Linked DNA regions of Homo sapiens: region 2 is linked to region 1. Evidence: read pairs that join two places in POLR2A ChIA-PET (ENCODE). Cell type or tissue: OCI-LY7. All regions are shown on one strand. Links, peaks and the distances in the headings refer to the core of each region. The heading gives the core; the rest is flanking DNA.

Region 1 (10,882 bases), core at 979-8,978:
AGACTCAGGGCAGAATGTTGAAATTCTCAGGCCAAAATGTGAAACAACCAGGATTAATATGCTAAGGACTCTAATGGAAAAAGTAGACCGCATGCAGGAACAGATGAGTAACATAAGCAGAGAGATGGACATTGCAAGAAAAAATCAAAAAACGCTGGAGATCAAAACCACTGTAACACAAATGAAGAATGTCTTTGATGGCTTATTAGTAGACGAGACACAGCTGAAGAAAGAATCTCTGAGCATGAGGATTTGTCAATAGAGACTTCCAAAATGGAAAAGCGAAGAAGAAAAGAAAACTGAAAAAAGGAACAACATCCGAGAACTCTGGAACAATTACAAATGGTGTTACATACGCATTTGAATACCTGAAGGAGAAAGGAAGAGAAAAAATATTTGAAGCAATAATGACTGCAAATGTCTCCAAATTAATGTCAGATACCAAACCACAGATCTGGGAAGCCTGAGAATAAGTAGGATAATTGTCCCAAAACTACACGTAGGCATATCATATTTAAACTGCAGGAAATCAAACTTAAGGAAAAATCTTGAAGTCAGGGGGAAAAAAGAAACACTACCCATAGAAAAGCAAAGACAAGAATGACATTCAACTTCTCAGAAACCATGCAAGCAAGTGGAGTAGAATGAAATATTTAAAGTATTGACAGGAAGAAAACACCAGCTTAGAATTCTGTATTCTACAAAATTATTCTTCAAAAGTGAGGGATAAAGAAAAACTTGCTCACAGGAACAAAAATTGAGGGAATTTGTTGCCAAGCCATCTGCTTTGTAAGAAGTATTAAAATAAATTCTTCAGAGATAAGGAAAATGACACAGGTCAGAAATTTGGATAAAGGGAGGAAGAGGGCAGGGCGTGGTGGCTCACGGCTGTAATCTCAGCACTTTGGGAGCCTGAGGCAAGAGAATCACTTGAGCCCAGGAGTTTGAGACCAGCCTGGGCAGCAAAGTGAGACCTCATCTCTACAAACCTAAAAATTTTTTAAATGAGGCCAGTTGCGGTGGCTCACACCTGCAATCCCAGCACTTTGGGAGACCAAGGCGGGCGGATCATCTGATGTCAGGAGTTTGGGACCAGCGTGGTCAAAATGGTGAAACTCCATCTCTACTAAAATTACAAAAACTAGCCAGGCATGGTGGTGGGCGCCTGTAATCCCAGCTACTTGAGAGGCTGAGGCAGAATTGCTTGAACCCAGGAGGTGTAGGTTGCAGTGAGCTGAGATTGCACCACTGCACTCCAGCCTGGGCAATGAGAGCAAAACTACATCTCAAAAAAAAATTTTTTTTTAATAAAAAATAAAAAATGATTCATTGCTTGGGAAATGCTCTCTGGATTGATCGATTTATGGCTGAAAAGTGTTTTAGTTTATGATTTAAGGATGATGAGGAAAAAATGGTGTACCCTGAACTTGAATAGTATAAAACATGTTTTAGATGACAATTGAATCGTGGTCATCAGAAATATGCTTCTTTCTGGCTGGGCACGGTGGCTCATGTCTATAATCCTAGCACTTTGGGAGGCTGAGGCGGGCAGATGGCTTGAGCTCACAAGTTTGAGACCAGCCTGGGCAACCCAGCAAAACCCCATCTCTTAAAAAAAACAATACAAAAATTAGCCTGGCGTGGTGTTGTGTGCCTATATTCCCAGCTACTGGGGAGGCTGAGGTGAGAGGATGGCTTGAACCTGGGAGGTGGAGGTTTCAGTGAGCCAAGATTGCACCACTGTACTCCAGCCTGGGTGACAAGAGCAAAACTCCATCTAAAAAAAAATAAAAACAGCCTGGCATGGTGGTGCACTCCTGTAGTCCCAGCTACTCGAGAGGCTAAGGTGAGAGGATCGCTTGAGCCCAGGAGCTGGTAATTACAGTGAGCTATGATCGCACCACTGCACTCCAGACTGGGCAACAAAGTGAAACCTTGTCTCAAAAAACAAAACAAAAAAGAAAGGAAGAGGATTATAGAGGGAATAAATAAAGGTAAAGTAATTTTGTATATGTTCTATTCTTAATTGATAAAAGTCTTAATTGTTCTAAATAATAACAGCAACAAACTGCTTGATTATGCTTATATATAAGTGAAATACATGACAGCAATAATATAAGAGACGGGAGGGAGGAATTGGGAGAATTTTATTATTATGAAGTACTTGCACTATCTGTGAAGCAGTATAATATTATTTGAAAGAGGATTTGGATTAGTTGTAAATATATATTGCAAATTCTAGGCCAACCACTAAAAAATAAGAATAATCAATGTGTTAAGAAATCAGAGAAAACAGAACCATATAAAGTGCTCATTGAAAACCACAAAAGGACTTAGCATGGTAGCTCATGCCTGTAATCCCAGCAATTTGGGAGGCTGAGGCAGGAGTTTGAGACCAGGAGTTTGAGACCAGCCTGGGCAACAAGGCGATACACCATCTCTACAAAATTTTTTTTTAAATTAGCCAGGCATGGTGGTATACACCTGTGGTCCCAGCTACTCAGGAGGCTGAGGTGGGAGGATCACTTGAGCTTGAGCCCAGGAGGTTGAGGCTGCATTAAGTCATGATCGTGCCACTGCACTCCAACCCGGGCAACAGAGTGGAAAACCTCTTAAGTCCCACAGTGTTCTTGCTGCTGGTGGGGAGGACTCTGCCCTACAGGTAAAATATATCTTCATGTCCTCAATTCCTCAAAGTTTGGGTGTTTTGTTTTGTTTTGTTTTGTTTTGTTCTATTTTGTTTTTGAGATGGAGTCTCGCTCTGTCACCCAGGCTGGAGTGCAGTGGCACAATCTCGGCTCACTGCAACCTCTGCCTCCTGGATTCAAGGGATTCTCATGCCTCAGCCTCCCAAGTAGCTGGGACTACAGGCATGTGCCACCATGGCCAGATAATTTTTATATTTTTAGTAGAGATGGGGTTTCACCATGTTGGCCAAGATGATCTCCATCTCTTGACCTCATGATCCACCTGCCTCGGCTGGGATTACAGCCTAAAGTGCCGGGATTACAGGCATGGGCCACTGCACCCGGCCCCTCCAAGTTTTTATACAATGCACATAGTTGGATGTTTTGAAGGGCCAATATTTGCATTCTTCGTCTACTGGATTCTGAACAAATTGGAGAAAAAATTAAATATTCTGATTTGAAGTGCTGAATCTTCCTTTCTCTACATTGTTCATTATTTATTGGTTCCTTTATCATATTACTAGGATCTGAGGGTTGTTGGGACAATCCAATGTTAAAACACACATCTGCCTAAGGACAGAGCAAGTATCAGCTCCTATCTGTATTTACCAACCCATGTTATACATCAAGCACTCTCACTCTCTCATAAGGAAACTAAAACATCCGAATTGCTTGTGGTAGGACCAGGGCCAATCAGGCACACCAGGCACCATCCCCAAAGCTCACCTTACCTTTAGGGTCCCATGAAAATGTTTTAATTTATTTTAAAATCAGAAGAAAAAAAAACTCTTGGGATCAAAGATTATATTCATCTTTACACCAATACAGTCATAAAATGTAATTTGTATATTTTATAAGTTTCACGTGGAGGAAGGAAACCACGAAGGCAAAAGTGCCTTAGGCCTGCAATAGTCACAATGTAGCCCTGGGAAGCAGGTTATCCTGATTCAATGTAAGCAAAATTCAGACAAGGAAACAAGAAATTGGATGTTTTTTCAGAGAAAATAAGAATTAATTTCTCTTTCCTCCCCAACACACATTCAGTGGTCCTAGCCAGACTTTCATTCCCTTATTTTCTCCCATTTTGCTAATGCCATCATAACAATAAGTTATAAAGTGATGTTAATAAGTTTTCTTCTATATGCAGAACATATAAGAACATATGTCATTGAATCTTCTTGGCTCTAAATTATTCATTATTTATTTATTCCTTTATCATACTAATAGGATCTACTTCAGAGGTTTATTGGGACAATCCAGTGTTCAAACACACATCTGCCTTAAGGACAGAGCAACTATTGCAAATGGAGTGTCCTCTACGTCAAGTGAAGGTCTAAGGGAACTCTAGCTGTGAGAGCAATACAAATGGATTCCAACCTTTCTGTACGTCATCCACAAAGTTCTCATGCCTGGAGAAGCTAATGGGCAGAGGACCAGGAGAGTTCAATTAATGGATCTCAGGGCTTAATGAAATGGCCCAGAGTTTTCATTCACAAAAAATCATACTCACAACTATCATTTATGGGGACACAACATGCAAAATATTGGGCTAAGCGATAACTGAGCATTTCCTCTTAGAATCCTCAAAATTGTATGTGATGAATACCAGCCATTTGTACCAATGAAGAAAGAGATTTGGTGAGGCTGAATCTCATGCCCAGGGCCAGAAAGTGGCAGAGGTCAGATGGAAACCCAGATTCTTACATGTGGGTTTAAGCCAAGCAGAGCACCCTCTTCTGACCTGGTGGAGGGTGGCTGCCCATGTTGAAGGACGCAGGCTACAGATTTTATGACTGTGGTGAGACTAAAATCATGGCAGTCCAGAAACTGATGCCCAATTCCTGTTCACTGGTATTAACAACATCCCAACACTTAACACTCTCACAAGTAGAATGAATTGTGTACTAGCCACAAAAAAGGGTATGACTTTGATTGTCCTATACTTTAAGTGAATGTCTAAAGAAACTCTAGCTGTGAAAGCAACATTCATGGATTCCAGCCTATCTGTACCTCATCCATTAAGTCCTAATGCCTGAAGAAGCTAATAATGTCAGGTCATCATGTGAACCTGGAAAAAAAACACATTTCTAAATATTAAATAAGCAAATAATAAAACCAAGTAAAATATAATTTTATATATTTAAATGTATGGCAATGAAAATGATGAGTATAGACTATAAAATAATATCATATAATCCATGTTAATACACAATAGTCTTCCTTAAGTATAAATACAAGCTAAGTATCCAGAGAATCAACCCCAAAAGTACTGCAATGATTGGAAAGGCTGAATCAGGTTTCAGTTGGACAGGAGACAGGGATAGTCATCTAAATTAGTGTTCTTCGAGGCATGGTCCATGAACTGATGCTGGCTCACAGGCTACTTGTTGACAGTCTGAGATAAGATAATAAGAGAAGTTGAGAGTAAGCATTTGTTACTAAAATGCCAGGGGTTCCATCTAAGTCCCATGGCTCACCAAACAGAAAGCCAATCACTGAGACAAGTATTGGCAGGGAAGAAGTCTTTACTCAGCTGCTGCAGCTGAAGAGATGAGAGATCTGTCTCAAATCCCCAACCAACTAAAATTAGCGGTGTATATAGCAGGGAAGAAATATAACTATGTGTGGGAAAACAGGAGTTAGGAAGGGGTAAGGAAGAGGAGTTGGTTAACAAGAGGCAAGTGGTCGGTTAGACAATCATGAAGGGTAAGGGGTCTGGCCTCACTGGCCAGATGCAATGATGCAATGATCTTGTAAGTTTCAGTTCCTTGATACTATCTGGGAGGCCTGACGGTTGGTTTCCTGAGAAAGGAACTCAAATAAAACAAAGATAACTTTCTAAAGTTTTAAGACTGGGCCAATTTCTATGTTTATTCAAAAGAAACCATGAACATCAGTTCTATGGCACAGTTGGGCTGGTTTCATGTTTAGAGACATTTATAGCAACTTATTTTTTACAAAATCCATGCATGTGATCAGTGGACTCATCTCACTGATATTGGTATAGACCAATTAAATTACTACAGAACTTGTGGGTTCAGTAGCCTATAGTATGAGCTGCACATGGTCCTGTGCAGTAGACACTCATGTTGGTTTAAGATGAACTGGAAATTTTAAAAATATATAAAGGATCTTTCATTGCAGATAGCTTGAGAGGCACTGATCCAGAAGATGAGATGTTACTCGTCTCATTACTCAGGCATTACTACTAAACCTTTTCTCCATGGTAGTGGATTTTTTTTTTTTTTTTTTTTTTTGACAGGGTCTTGCTCTATCACCGAAGCTCGAGTGGTGTGATCATGGCTCACTGCATCTTTGACCTCCAGGGCTCAAGTGATCTTCCCACCTCAGCCCCACTAGTAGCTGGGACTATAGGCTCAGCCACCATGCCCAGCTAAATTTTTAAAAAAAAAATTTTTGTAGAGACATGGTCTCATTATGTTGCTTAGGCTGGTATCAAACTCCTGGGCTCAAGTGACCCTCCTGTCTCAGCCTCCTAAAGTGCTGGGATTGCAGGTGTGAGCCAACACGCATGAGCTTGGAGGCAATTTTTAATCTGTTACTTATCTCTTCTGTGCCTGGGTCTCATTGTGCACATGTAGACACTCAACTGTAGAACAACCTAGGGAGACCATTATGCAGGACTTACGAGCAGGCTGAGAACTGACTAGTTTGCAGATCTGTTAAAGGTGCAGGCAGAGGAACTCCTCTTCTGGGAAGTTGGACACTGAACCTCTGTAACACCTATGTTCTCAGTCATTAGGGAGTCAAGTCCAATTCCTACTAATTCTTTATCTTAATAAAGAAATAATGCAGGCCAAGCATGGTGGCTCACACCTGTAATCCCAGCACTTTGAGAGGCTGAGGCTGGAGGATCACTTGAGCCCAGGAGTTAAAGACCCCATTGCTAAAAGAAATTTTTAAAGAAATTGCCAGCCATGGTGGTGTGTGCCTATAGTCCCAGCTACTCTGAAGGCTGATATGGGAGGATTGCTTGAGCCCAGGATCGTGCCACTGCACTCCAGCCTGGGTGATACAGCAAGACCCTATTTCCAAAAAGAAAAGAAAAGAAAAAGAAAAAAGAAAGGAAGAATACAATAATTCTACTGCAACAGTGAAAACCCCACATGTAATAGTTCAAAGAAACATCTTAGCAGCCCTAAATTTTTGGGAAATGGTCTTTCATCAAGTGATCTATTAGAAACATTTTACCTTAGCTGCATCAAAGATTAGTTCCTTTTAAGTGCTTTTGAGAATGTGAGCTATCTAGTTGTGATATATTTGGTCATCTATTTTTAACTTCAAAGCATAAACCTTTTAAAATCAGTATGGATGAGCCTCTCTTTTTTCATAAACACCTCCAACAAACTTAGAAGTTATATCAAGCCTCACTCTGATTAAAATTGGTATTTTAATTTTTAAAAGCATTTCCAGGTTTAGACTTTAGCTTTTTTATCCTCAACCCCACAACTCAGTGTCTCTTCATTTTCTGTGGCAGATAAGAAAGGTGGTTCTCAGGTGTTCCTAAAAACACTCAATTCCTATCTATGTGTCTGCCAAATTCTATGACTGGCATTCATTCAACATTTATCATGCAATTATGGATCAGGCACAGAGTAAAGTGCTCAGTGTAGGAGGCGCTTCACAGGTGGCTTTGTGCCTAAATCATTAATGGGTATTCTAATTCTCGTCAAAACTGAAGGAGAAGCCAGCCAAAAGAAAAGACTAAATTTCTTGTTAGAATACCAAGTTGCTACCCATTTTACAGTTATCACATATGAGACAGTGGTAACTATAGGGGGACCAGATAACCAGGTAACTGCTGAGAGCGGTGGCATGCAGCTGTAGTCCTGGCTACTCAGGAGGCTGAGGTAGGAGGATCCCTTGAGCACAGCAGTTCAAGGCTGTAGTGCTCTGGGATTGTGCCAATCACAATGTTATTTTTAAAAATAACATTATGCTTGCACTCCAACTTGGGCAACATAGTGAGGCCCTGTCTTTAAAAAAAAGAAAAGACCAGATATTTAACTATGTTATGAGTGCATGGATGACCCCAGAAAGGCCAAAATCAAATACTATTTGTTGATAAAACCCATTGTATTAGTCCGTTCTCACACTGCTGTGAAGAATTACCTGGGACTGGGTAATTTGTGAAGAAAAGAGGTTTAATTGACTCATAGATCTGCAGGTTTTATAGGAAGCATGGTTAGGAGGCCTCAGAAAACTTACAATCATGGCAAAAGGTGAAGGGGAAGCAAGCACGTCTTACCATGGCGGAATAGGAGACAGATAGTGAAGGTGGAAGTGCCACACACTTTCAAACAACCAGATCTCGTGAGAACTCACTTAGTATCACGAGAACAGCAAGGGGCAAGTCCACTCCCATGATCCAATCACCTCCCACCAGGCCCTTCCCCGGACATGTGGGGATTACAATTCAAAATGAGATTTGAGTGGGGACACAGAGCCAAACCCTATCACCCAGCAACACCTACTACAATACTGCATAGAATAAATACTTTTCAAGTTATTGTTTCTGAAAAACATTATCCCAAACATAATGTTATTTAAAAAAATAACCATTTTCTTATCCTCACAGTTTCTGTGGGTACTGCAGGGATAGCTTGTATCTCCTCTATGACTTCTGGGACCTCGGTGGGGAAGACTCAAGGATGTCTGGAGGTGACTCAATGGTGGGCAGGAATCATCTGAACACTTGCTTACTCAACGTGAGCAGTGGTTGATGCCAGCTGTCAGCCAGGTCCTCAGCTAGGATATACTAAACATAGCTCTCCATGGAGCTGCTTGGGGTTCCCTTCAGCGTGGCTGTTGGATTCTAAGAGCAAGTGTCCCAAAGAAAACTAGGTGAACAACTTTAATGATCTAGCCTTCTACTGTCATCGTAAGCCTGCCAAGTTTCAAGGAAAGGGAGAACAGATGTCCACCTCTTAATTAGAGATATGTCAAAGTCACGTTATAATAACAGCACATTGGATGGAAGATAATGTTGCAACCATCTTTGGGAAATAAAAATCTGCCACAAGTATGGAATAAATAAACAACGTATGACTCAATGATATTACAGACAGGGCTTTTCTCAAATATTTTGAGCTCTCCTTTAAAAACACAGATCAATAGTATTTTTGCACCCCCTTGAGGTTAATCAAGGCCCGGTGACTTGCTTTGGTCAATGAAAGTGGATGGAAACAACTTATGTAACTTACTGCAGGAAGCATTTACAGTTGATCCTCATTATTCACAAATTCCATATTTGCAAATTTGCCTGCTTGCTAAAATGTCTTTGTAACTCCACAGTCAATACTCACAGCATTTTCTGGTCACTCACAGACATATGCATGCACACAGCTTTGGAAAATGCAGGTTGCCCAGTGCACACATTCCCAGCTGAAGTTGGAAAAGGCAAGCTCTGTTTGTTTTAGCTCTCATGCGGTAGACAATGTCCATTTTACAATCTATGGAGTGCCACCATTTTTGCATTTTTGTGCTTTTTGTTTGCTGTTTAAAACAGCCCCCAGGCTTAGGGCTGAAGTGCTGTCTAGTGCTCCTCAGTGCAAGAAGGCCGTGATGTGCCTTACAGAGAAGATATATGTGACATTCAGGCATGAGTTATAATGCTGCTGGTCACGAGTTCAATGTTAATGAATCAACAACACCTGTTAAATAAGATATCTTTATGCAGAAACACACATAAAACAAGGTTATGTATTGACTGGTTACTGAAAATACTGTGACCAGAGGCTTACGGGAACCTAACTCTATATTTCCCCTAGGAGCAGTGGTTCAGTATTTGCTAAATCGGTGTTGATGGTTACTTTAAGGAATGTAACTACCACAAATAATGAGAACCAGCTGTATTACTGGTGTGGGTCTCTCAGTGCTCTCTTCCCTTGCCAGGGTGATTGTGGAGGTATCTGTTGACATAAAGGTGCCAGGCTGTACCGTCTCATGGAAAGGGGCTGTCCAAAATCCTCATTCAGACCCAGAGAGGACTCTGCATGAACAAGGAATCAGCTGTTGCTTATGGCCAGTGCTATGTGCGGTTGTTTCCACAGCACAACTTAGTCTTTCCTCACCAAACACACCACTAAATATCTGTTCCTAAAATACCGCTTGTAAGGCCAGGCATGGTGGCTCATGCCTATAATCCTAGCATGTTCTGAGGCCAAGGTGGGTGGATTGCTTGAGCCCAGGAGTTCAAGACCAGCCTGGGCAACATGGCAAAACCCTGTCTCTACAAAACCAACAAAAAAATTAGCCAGGTGTGGTAGCATGCGCCTGTAATCCCAGTTACTCAGGAGGCTGAAGTAGGAGGATTGCTGGATCCTTGGGAGGCCGAGGCTGCATGAGCCGTGATTGCACCACTGCACTCCAGCTTGGGTGACGGAGTAAGACCTTGTCTCTAAATAAATAAATAAATGAATAAATACAAAAATAAAATATTGCTTGTTAACTGAAAATAAATAGTACTTTTGAAAGACAAAAGGAAGAAACATTTGAGTACTCTGCTCCTCCCCCATCAGCTTCACAGATTTCAAAATGTGGAAAATAGAACTTATCTCAAAATTTGCTGTACAGCTTAAATAAAATATCTGCTTCATAGTGTCATATAAACATTGATGAAATATAAGCAAATAAAAAATTACTATAATTAATCAACAAGAAAACAAACTAACTCGATTATTTTGAAATAACAATATAAAACTTGAATGAAGTTTATTAACTTTAAATAATTTAAATAATTTAAAGTTTATTAAACTTTACTAAACTTTATTAAACTTGTTCTAAACTGAAATCCTATTATTTTGAAATAAATCCCTTTCTTTCCTTCCTCTGTTCTTTTATATGACTAGTTACTGCCTTGTAAATACAGATAATGCAGTGTAGTCACCTCTGTTACCTTCACTAATTGCATACTCCAAACCCTGAAAAATAAACGTCTCCAAATTTAGCCTTAGATTTTCTGCAAATAAAATATTGCCCTCCAAAAAAGACATTGATAAATGTAAAAGATACTCTATAGATTAAAATAACAGATTTCTTAAGCAATGAAGTAAATTACATCCTTTTTCTTTTTTTAAAAAAAACCTGTGATAAAGTTATATTTTCAACTTTGCAAAGTCACCTAAGCAATGGATCACATCTGTTACCTAGTTAAACGAAACAAGCTATTTTTT
Region 2 (10,882 bases), core at 1,072-9,071, 160 kb before region 1:
AACCTGCTGATCAGGAAGTGGGATGTGTACTTAAGCATGAAAAATGAGGCTATTTCCCCAAGGTTCTGAAACTATAAAAGGATCATTAAGCTCTCAAAATGTAAATAAGAGGGCACCCTTCATTTGTGTATCTAAATTTAACTTGCTTAATTAAACTGCAATAATGAAAAGTTCTTAGAACAGCATCCTCTGTGACAGGAAGCATAAGAAATATTACCAAATATAAAAATGGACAATTATGAAATATCCAAGTGCTTTCTGTTCAATTTCATGAAATCATTACTAAAACTCCATGTGGATGCATAGCCCTTCTCTTCATTGATTGAAAGCTGAGCCCGATTTCTGTTAATATTAACCCCAGGGTAGCAGATATGTTGAGTTTTCCAAGGAAAGTTACCTTCATATAGGAAAAAGCTGTGGGAGCAGAAATTGCCAAGGTCTTGGAGTAAAAGAAAAAGGTGGGGCTGGGCACGGTGGCTCATGCCTGTAATCCCAGCACTTTGGGAGGCCGAGACAGGCGGATCACCTGAGGTTGAGAGTTCGAGACCAGCCTAACCAACATGGGGAAACCCCATCTCTACTAAAAATACAAATTAGCCAGGCGTGGTGGTGCATGCCTGTAATCCCAGCTACTCGGGAGGCTGAGGCAGAATTGGTTAAACCTGGGAGGCGGAGGCTGCAGTGAGCCTGTTCCATTGGAAAGGTTTTTTATACCTGCGGAAGGCTTCTCTGTGGGATTTCTCAAAAGCAGAAAGCCTGTTTCATAAATGAGTGTTTGCTGGTTTGATCTTATTGACTTATGGAAACTTCCAGTCTTTGATTCTGTAGCTTGCTATCAGGGTCAAGCAAAATCTGTCTCAAAGGCCATTGTTTTTTCCTCTAAGGTTCATAATTTCAGGGCATGAAAAACACCTTTTTTATTGTTATTCCTTCCATCCAGCCAGCCCTCCATTCTAATATACTGGTTAATAATAATAGCTACTAGTCACTGAGTGCCTAAGGCATGGCAATAAGTGGCATTTTACATGTATTCTCCTTTAATTTCTGCCACAACTAGATAAAGAATACAAGCAAAGTGAAGTTTGCTTGCTCAAGTTTCTACAGCTAGATATTCAAATCCAAACTTCTAATATTGCAAACATGTACTGTTAATCACTCTGCTATATTGCTCCCTGGCTCCCCCTCAGTCTTAGAGAATGTTAGCAGAATCTTGCCATAATAATATTGGCAACCAACTGAAGTGCTTAGGAGTCTTCCACCCTTGGACCTTTACCGAGGCATTTAGTTAGATAATTGTTCTATGGTGTTTTATATATATAAAGCTCAAGTGTTTATTCATTTCATTTTTTTGTGACCATAGATTCAAGTGGCCATAGGGAATATGTCACTTTTTCCAGTATATTTCCATATGGATAGTGTATCTTTTCTGAGCATTATATATAACACATCAGAGGATGGGAGGTTTGTAATAGTTTCACTTGTTGCCCTGGGGAGCTTGAAAAAACATTGACGCTCAACACCTGCCACCAACAGTTCTAATTTAACAGTTCTAGTTGTCACTAAAGTATTTTTTAGATTGGGCTGGTTTATAGCTCTTGAAATGTTCAGTGATACTTTTTTGGGGGGTGGGGGGAGATGGAGTCTCACTCTGTTGCCCAGGCTGGACTGCAGTGGCACAATCTCAGCTCACTGCAACCTACGCCTCCTGGGTTCAAGCGATTCTCCTGCCTCAGCCTCCCGAGTAGCTGGGATTACAGGCGCATGCCACCACACCTGGCTAGTTTTTTTGTATTTTTAGTAGAGTTGGGATTTCGCCTTATTGGCCAGGCTGGTCTCTAACTCCTGACCTCGTGATCCACCCGCCTCGGCCTCCCAAAGTGCTGGGATTACAGGTATGAGCCACCGTACCCGGCCAATACTTCTTTTACTCTGATATGATAGCATTATTTCTGAGACATACCTGAAATAAAATGTTCTACAATTAAGGAACAGATAGTCTCAGATATAATCCTGCAGAAAAGTACACAGATGCCTTGATCTATTTATCTCGGAAGCACCTTGTTATGTTATATTCTCTGCAAGACTGGGAGGAGTAACCCCACCTCCTGGCAAGAAAACTAGCCATGGAAGCAGGACCACGGCCTCAAACCAGTTGAGACCACTAGAGTGAGGAAATTGCAGTTCAAGGAGCTTCACTTTTCCTTCCTGAAACCCTTTCTTTCCTGTGTGCCAGTCTCTATTGATTCTGGTTTGACTCCTCTGAGGAGTCTGTTCTTTAGCTAGTTACTGCTAGATGGGCTTTGAGCACGTGCTTCTTTGGCAAGGAATTTCCATACCTCCCTTAAACCTCTTACTTGCATGGCTTGTGAAGAAGTTGTTTGGAGTTAGAAGACACACAGACCAGTGTCTCTGCTTCAGTTTGGACTGGTTCTCAGCCAACCTTCTGTAGACCAAGTAGATGGCACCTGGGAAGGTGCACGAATCGATGGGTTAAGGTGTCTTAAGCCATTTTAATATGCCAACTTAAGCCAAGAAGACCATAGAGGAGGAAGAGGCAAGTCACAATCAGATTTCTCCGGGTATGCCTGGCACTTTTAGAATTTATTTTTGAGTTGACATCCAAAAGGAAAACTAGCAAACTTCCCTACCTAACGTGGTGATCAGACTTAGACAGCTGTTTCCTAGAAATAATAAAACAACTTCAGTTCACCCCGTGTGTGTGTGTGTGTGTGTGTGTGGTGTGTGTTTGCATCAGCAGGACCCATTTGATGAGATGCCTCTTGCCACATACCTACCTGTTGACCTGTCTTAGGAAGGAGAGAATAAGGAATAGCCTGGCAACTGAGTTGTCAGCATGATTAATCATGAAACTTAGACTTACAGTGAGAGCCAAGATTTTCTCTGGTTCTAATGTGTTCAAGAAGCATTTATAGTCTTCCCTACATAGAAGACATTCCTTCTGCTTTTTTATAGCTTAATCTCTGATCCTTTCTATTTTTAATCACTGTAAATTATTTTTCATCCTTATAAAAGTTTCCCAGTTGAAAATATACTAGCTCACCTCTTTATGGAACTTACTAGTATTATATACGATTTTAACAAAGCAGTGCCAATAACCCCATTCAGATGGGAAAGAGAAGGTAATTGCACAGTTCAACAAAGTGAAGGTCATATGTATTTTATAAAACTAAGCACATTTTTATTGTGGCATCTTCTTTAATATTTGTGATCCCTTTGGCCAACATATATTGAAAAATATATGTATATATATAGCTACGTTCCACTGTGCTGCTTCATAATAAATACTTTAGTGATTTCTCCCTGGGTTTAACCTAGTATTGTTATCTATCAGTCTACTTACTCAGTGATGTAAAGCTTTTATTTCTTATGTATGGCCTGCAGACTTGTGTTTTCTTGTTCTTTTTCCTTCTACTTTTGGGGTTTATTTTGTATCATTAACCGTTTGTGTTTGCTCTCAGTTCTGTTTAGCATGTTATAAAGCTGGATGCTTACAAATCAGTGAAATGATCACAAAGTGTCCCTTATAATCTCCTCACTGCCCTGCATCTTTGTGTGTTCCCTGTGATCAGGTGCCTATAGGGCTTTTCACAGGGTATTTGACTTGGCCCTTTGAGCCTCTGGCAGAGGTGCAGGACTTAGGCTTTCCCAGTGTTGATTCTGCATAATGAAAGCAAAGAGCATGGGCAGGTAGAACCAATAATGGGCAGAATAAAAGAAGAAACTGATGAGCTCTGTCCCAGAAATTCAGCCTGCTTTTGGACATGGTATTCTCTTAGCTGCTATGATTCAGTGTGCTCATTTAGTACTGCCCTGAGGTAGAGGAAGAAAAACATTAAAAATAGTTGGTCTTGAATACAATGAACAGGTTTAAAAATGGAAGCTCTAGTTCTATGAATCTTACTAGTTTACCAATATATTATTACAGGAAGTGTAAGAAACTTTCCTTTAGAAGATGTCAAGATAGCTGAGAAAGCATTTCTTTCTGGGTACCTAAAGATAACCATGTCATCAAATACATGGTAATTTTTATATTTAATGGGATACCTTTTTGTCATATTCAGTCTTTACACTCCCAACTTCAGCCAAATGGGCTTCTTAAATTAATACTTTTTTTAGCTGAGTAAGCATGCTTACCTTTTCCCTGAATAAAATGCTTACTGCAATAAGTCATATCCAGTAGTATATGTATAGTATTAGCAACTAAACACTAAAAACAGTGCTGGCATTAAAACTAAAAAAAGAATACATTAGATATTTGGAAAGTTCTTGTCTGTTTACAGCACTGCGTTATATAAAATCCAGTTCCTCATGCATGCACTTTCTTTCATGAGTCTAAAGTGAATGATGTAATTTTTTAACAGAGATTGCATAGTGGTATGTTTCTCAGTATTCAAGAGAGTTTATATTAAGTGTGTAGTTCAGCTCTCAAAATAGCTCCTCTTTCATCTGTAATGCTTTTAAGGCTTAAAACTCCCCCATAAATTTAAAATGGCAGAGCTTATAGATCTTGAAGATCAACAGTTATAAAGATTTCTGGGGAAAATGTAAGATTTAAAGAAAACTGTTAAATTATGAAGTACAAATGATACACAATGGAGAGTTTGGCTTCATCAAAGTGAATCACTGCACTCATTTAGATGTATCTTCAAAGTTTTAAAACCATTTCATCGCATGCAAAAGTAGAAGCATTTCAGGGTTAAAACACCTTTCAGGGGGTAGGTAGGGTCTCTGTCACCCAGACTGGAGTGGCACAATATCACGGCTCCTTGTAGCCTCTACCTTCCCAGGCTGAGGTGATCCTCCCATGCCTGGAGCTGGGACTATAGGCGTGCACCACCATGCCCGGCTAATTTGTGTATTTTTTGTAGAGATGGGGTTTTGCCCCGTTGCGCCCAGGCAGATCTCAAACTCTTGGGCTCAAGCGATCCAGCCACCTCAGCCTCCCAAAGTGCTAGGATTACAGGTGTGAGCCACCACATCTAGCCTAAAACACCTTTTCTTTTCTAAGCATGCATAAATTATTGTATCTTCAAATCCACTATATCCATGGTTATTTGAGAAAATGAATTAAAAGTCACGTGCCCTAAATACTTTTATGAAAAATAAATACTTTATAACTTGCTTTTGCTTTTTAACTATGAAATTAATTAATCTAAGCCAACTTTCAAATGTAGGTTTGGGAGTTGTTGGGTTTTGTCGAGGTTGAGAAGACTGCCTTTTTTTTTTTTCAAATACAGTTTTCAGTTTCAAATGCTCCTTTGAAATATTAACATTCAATAGGAGATAAATTAAACTTAAAAAAAATTATGTTCACCTAGTTAATTCTGCTAGGTAAACATAGTGAGGCATGGCAGAAAGAAAAAGATAACATGAGGCCTGGCAGAAAATTCTCCAGCTTAAGCAGAAGCAGCAACAAAGATTAAAATGTAGTCTCTTGCCCATCTCAGTTGTCAATCATCAAATTAAATTTGCCATGTAGGTGAGAATCCTGGATTTTCATTGTAGATAATCTTGGAGCTCTTCCTAGAAAAATAATTTAGGAAATTAAACTCCTCTTTTTGTTTTCGTGTCTCTAAATATGCTTTGTAAAATTGAATGCCTTATGGAGAGAAAAAAAGTAGGCAAATTTACAGCATGCATTTTCGTGCCCATCCTGTAGCTTCCAGAAGAATTAGAGGCAGTAAAATCTGAAAAGTCATGACTTTTAGCAGCATATTATCAAATGAGGGATTTTTTTTTCTAATTGAGATTTCTCCATGTAGTAGCCACCACCAGGTCTTTTTAGGCTCAACTAGACATGGAGACTGGTAAGACCCAAATAGGCCACCCTTGGTGTTATATTCACTTTGCAGGACACAGGACAGGAAACAGAAGCAGGACAGTGTTAGGCATTGTTATTCCTGGGGTTCCTCACAGCAGCCTAGAGAAGAACCTCTGGCTCTCAAATGACAGCGTAGGTGCAAGGAGATGAGAGCCATCTCGGTGAGTGCAGTCACCTTGGTCTAGAAGCCCCATGTCCCAAATAGGACCAATATTTCTGAAACAACTCTATTAGCAGAGTTTGCAGAGTTCCTGCAGAGGACGTGTCAATTCGAAGAGTCAGTAAACCTAGGGAAGCCCAAACCTGTGGCTACCCACCAGGTATTTATAGTTGATTCACAGTTCTCCCAATTCAGATGTAGTGTAGGAATTTGGAAACATTTTTGCCATAAGCCATGCTACCTAGTAACACAGCTGATGTCCTGCCTTTATGAAATTTCCAGAAGAACACAGCTAGAGGGTTGACCCAAGGTCAAACTCATTCATAGAGCAGGAGAAAGCGTTTTGCTAACCCTTTTCCCACACTGCACAACCTGGGAGTTAATAAATTCTGTTCTATTTCACTACGAAGGGAGCTTTTTCTGATTAATTTCCAGCCACCTGAGTTGATTCTAGATAGAATTATTTGGCACATCTAAAAATCGCTAATTTGCGTTCCCCTATGATGCTCAGAGGAACAGGTTGTAAGAATGGTTCCTTAGGGAAATATTACTTTTCCTATATGCTTAAAAACAAATTTCCAGGGATTTAAAATATATTTAGTTATATTTAGTAATAACCAGTCCTAAATCAGGCTGACTTTCTGTTTAAGAGGGATTTGATATCCTCTCTGGTCAATCCCAAAGAATGTTGGTAATAAGCTGATACCTGCAGACATGTGTGTTGCTGTCTTATTTCTTTAACAGGTGTGCATTGAGACGTACATAAGCAGCTGTCACCAGCGTAGCATAAACACTGCTGTGCGGGCAACTCTCAGTCAAATGCTGAGTGACTTGACTTTACAGTTACGACAGAGGCAGGAGAATACGGTGAGTCTGTGACACCCCCATGTTCATCACCTTCCTGGTGGTGTCTGTGTATCCCATGCCCCGGGGCCCCCACTGCCAGGGCTGCCTGCCTCCTGAAAACAGTAGGAAGAGCTTGCTTGTTTTAACAGAACATTTATTTGTACACATTAAGCTCTTTAGATGTTTGCCTATTTCACCCTAAAGCTTTGAGAATTGCTTTTCCTTGCAGTTTCCGTGATTTTTTGAGTTATTTTAAAACTTATTTTTTAATCATTGTTTTAAAACTTCTCATACTGAAAATTTTTATTAGAAACATTGCGATACACTAACAAATATTGGAAGTAAATTTGAAATTAAGAAAAATGAATAGAATTTATTACATGCTTTGAGGTTGGGTATGTTTCCCTTTGTTAACTAAAAGATGGTGGCAGGAGGCCTCCTTCACCTGCTGGGGCCTTCAGGGTGAAACTAAACTTGTCTTCTCTCTATCATCAAAGCCCACTAGAGCTTTTTGCTCTAAACTTGAACAGATTGTCTAAAGTGAGCATTCCAGGGGAAAATGTAAACGTAATTGGCTCCTTGTATATATTATCTTCTGGGAATGTTAATGAGAGAGTGATTCCTCTTCAAAATTGGTGTTTTGTGTTGTTTTAAAATCTGCCTCTGTCATAATTTAGATTAAAATCCTTTTGAAATCTGCAAGGAGTGTTCTGAAATGACATTAGTTATTTGTTCAAATGGAAAATCTCAGTTACAGCTGGACGTGGTGGCTCACACCTGTAATCTCAGCACTTTGGGAGGCCGAGGCAGGTGGATCACCTGAGGTTAGGAGTTTGAGACCAGCCTGGCCAACATAGCGAAACCCCGTCTCTATTAAAAATCCAAAAAATTAGCCGGGTGTGGTGGTGCACACCTGTAATCCCAGCTACTTGGGAGGCTGAGGCAGGAGAATCGCTTGAACTCAGGAGGTGGAGGTTGCAGTGAGCTGAGATCATGCCCACTGCACTCTAGCCTGGGTGACTGAGTGAAACTCTGTCTCAGGAAAAAAAAAAAAAAAAAAGAAAGAAAATCTCAGTTACAGTCCCAGATATCTCTGAAATTAATTTTATAAAAATTAGGATTTCTTATTTAACCTCAACTATTTGTAATTATTTTTAATTTCAATTATTTTCTAATTTTTAGAAAATCATGGAATTGAGGAGAGCCTTAGAGATGATCTAGTCAAATTCTTTTTTCCTCATTTATAGATGAGAAGGTGAAACTCAGAAAGATGAAATCGAAATCTAAAATGAATGAGCTTATCAATGAAGGAGCCAGAAGTAAACCCCTGGTCTCTAGCTGACTGCCAGTGCAAGTTCTCAGTTAATATGTGCTCTGGCAGCCAGTGTTGAAAACAACACTAATCTGAAAAAACAAATATTGATTTTTTTTCTTTTCTGTTTGCTGTATCCAAAGCCCCAGTTTCTATTAAAAATTGTTTTAACTTGAGATATTTTTATTACTTTAGCTTACAGCTTGCTAAAAACAATTTTATTTATAGTAGGATTTTGGATATAGCTAGTATGGGAATATTTAGTTTAAAAGAAATTAAAATACATAAATAGAAAATAAGAGAAAAAAATTTTAATTGAGATAAATCTAAGATGTTGAGAAATCTTATAATATACACTCATATTTCATCCATGCTAAATGACAATATGATCAAACACTATATTAATAATATCCTAATATTTTACATCATTTAAATCAAACTTTGTAATTTCAAAGTGCTTTCAATTATATGAGTTCATTTAATCTTATTTTAAAATTTTTAAGTAGGAGAGTATTAGGTTTCCAGTCAAATATCCCAGCCTTTTAGCTCATACTGCTCTTCCATAAGAATGGCAAAGGTATGGCTGTGGAGGTGCAGGTGATACTGTAGAGGCTGTCTGTCTCCATCCTGGGTATTATGTGGCTAAACAGCCTTCTGGTCCTGCTCATCACGGACCATCTGGACTCACCCCAACCGGAGGCAAGATCTCAAATTAGGTGGAAAATTGGTGTTTCCTGTTATTTCCTTTCTATTACTCATGCGGTCCCTGGAGATGTGATTCCATGTCCCAGAAAACATAGGTCTCAGGTTGCTGGTATTTGAAGCATTTGTGATGTCCAATGGAGGGAGACATAAGTTTTGCCGCATAAGAATTTACGTATTTTTTTTAAAGCTCTTAAAGTGGAATCATCTATAGGAATGGAGGGGTTTGCTCTAAAGAGGCCACGTATTCCCCTGGGAAACACTGAGCATTACCTGGGGAAGATGCGTATATTTTCTAGCACGGCCTATCACTGTGCAAAAGAAAATTTTTAAAATCTCAGGACCCCCAAATTTTTTATGCCAAAGGGAAGGTTAAGCCTGGAGGCTGAGTCATGTAACACCCTCTTCCGAATGAGATGCTGCTACTAGCGTTATGCATTAGCCAGACCACCTCAGAAGGGTAAAAGGCCTCAAGTATATCCAAATGACTGCCCCCACAGATCACTCAAGTCAAATCTTTGCTGGCCTCCCGTAAACAAGGACATGCCTATTGTAACTTTAGATCCGCAATCTAGGTCTAGCGCCTAAAACTAAAATCTGTTTGATTCCACACTGATAAAGTTGATTACAAGCCCATCTTCCCAGGTGCAGAATAAAGGCAAGATCCATCACTCCTCTGTCTACCCAGAGATATCTGCATAATTGATTCTTCCGTTACTCCCATTTTTTTCTTCAAACATTCACCTTATGTAAAATTTAGATTTACTGGGCACTAAGTAAAATCTCACAAGCATGTAACCATTCGTGTTACTGCCTACCTGCCCTTCTTCCTACATGCCTTCCCCCTTCCTTTAAGGAAATGTAGAAACCTCCTGAAATGTAAAACCTCCTGAAAGCCTCTTCAGAAAAACAGCCACAGGTGCAGACAGCCACAGGTGTGTCAGCAGCTCACACTTTTCCCGGGCGTGCCCTAAAGCTGGCTTAATAAAACTCAATTGATTGAGATACTTGCCTCAGTCACTCATTTCAGTTATCAACTGGAAAGACATCATGGGCCACCTCAAAATTAGGAAGGTTAAATGCAGTGGAAAGAAAATAAATAATGTAGAATGCCAAAATCACTAGCAGGATGTGTATCTTCAACCTAATAAATGTTTATCCCCAGCTGCATGCCAGGACAGACGATAATTTTGATTTTGTATCGTCACAAATCCTACATATTATCCAGCTTTATTATTGAATTATTTTAGGTAACCTAAGCTATTGTTAAGTTGTAAGTTACTAATTTCAAAAAGTAAAGTTGCTACATTTAAATATTTGGGGCTGAAAGGTTGAAGGATTCTCCTACCCTTAAATATGACTTAAATGTGCTTCCTCCGGAATGTTGTTCTCAACTTGACTTTAGCCATTCTGAGCTGTAGATACTGACATAACATTTCGCAAAAGTTGTTGTGGAAGCAGCTGAGCTTGCAAATTAATGAGCAGAGAATGGTAGAAATGCGTGCCTGTAGCAAGTTTAAAAATTAAATCAGCACCATGGGATGAGTTACGTGTCCGGTAATTAGTTGGCATGAAAATACTTCCGGATTATCTCTTGGTGCAAAGAGGTAAGGAGAATAAAGTGCCACCTTCCTAGTCTCTTCTCAGTAGTCACTGAGTTATCCCTGCAATGGGAAGTAAGTCTGATTATTTGTAAATGTCTTTTCCTTCCTATTTTCCCTTCCCTCACAGTTCTGTCTCTGCCCTCATAGTTCTGGATGTACCTAGCCAAGAGCAGCTGGCTAGGTACAGTTAAAATGCTCCCCATCAAATACAAAGATGGAGATTCTGACCAGTGGTTATCTTTGGACCTGTATTTTGAAGTCCAGGAACCTAATCCTTCTTATGGCCAAGAGTCTGTGTTTATTAGGGGCCACGCACAGTATCAGCTGTAGCCTTGGAATAGGTTGTTCTCTGTGCGAAATTAACTCACCTCTTCAGGTAGGCATTGCCCCAGGTCACAGCCCAGCATCTTGGAATC

The links. ChIA-PET counts read pairs that join two places held together with the same protein. Peaks named below come from ENCODE experiments on the same cell type or tissue, not always from the same donor. Only the 100,000 strongest peaks of a DNase experiment are listed, where the experiment ranks them.
Region 2: POLR2A ChIA-PET joins it to region 1 with 7 read pairs; 2 of 35 experiments call an interaction of 5 or more read pairs at or near these places.

The regions. Positions count from the first base shown.
Region 1 is chr6:138,388,877-138,399,758 of GRCh38, forward strand. No RefSeq gene overlaps it. Among named protein-coding and RNA genes, the nearest start is that of HEBP2, 9.9 kb to the right of the region's middle. In OCI-LY7, for the core only: no CTCF peak of the experiment used is centred there; a DNase peak (open chromatin) is centred at 5,445; H3K4me3 peaks cover 521 bases; H3K27ac peaks cover 1,035 bases.
Region 2 is chr6:138,231,763-138,242,644 of GRCh38, forward strand. It overlaps ARFGEF3 (ARFGEF family member 3), which reads left to right. Exons shown (of 34, transcript NM_020340.5): 6 at 6,747-6,869. Among named protein-coding and RNA genes, the nearest start is that of PBOV1, 19 kb to the left of the region's middle. In OCI-LY7, for the core only: no CTCF peak of the experiment used is centred there; no DNase peak of the experiment used is centred there.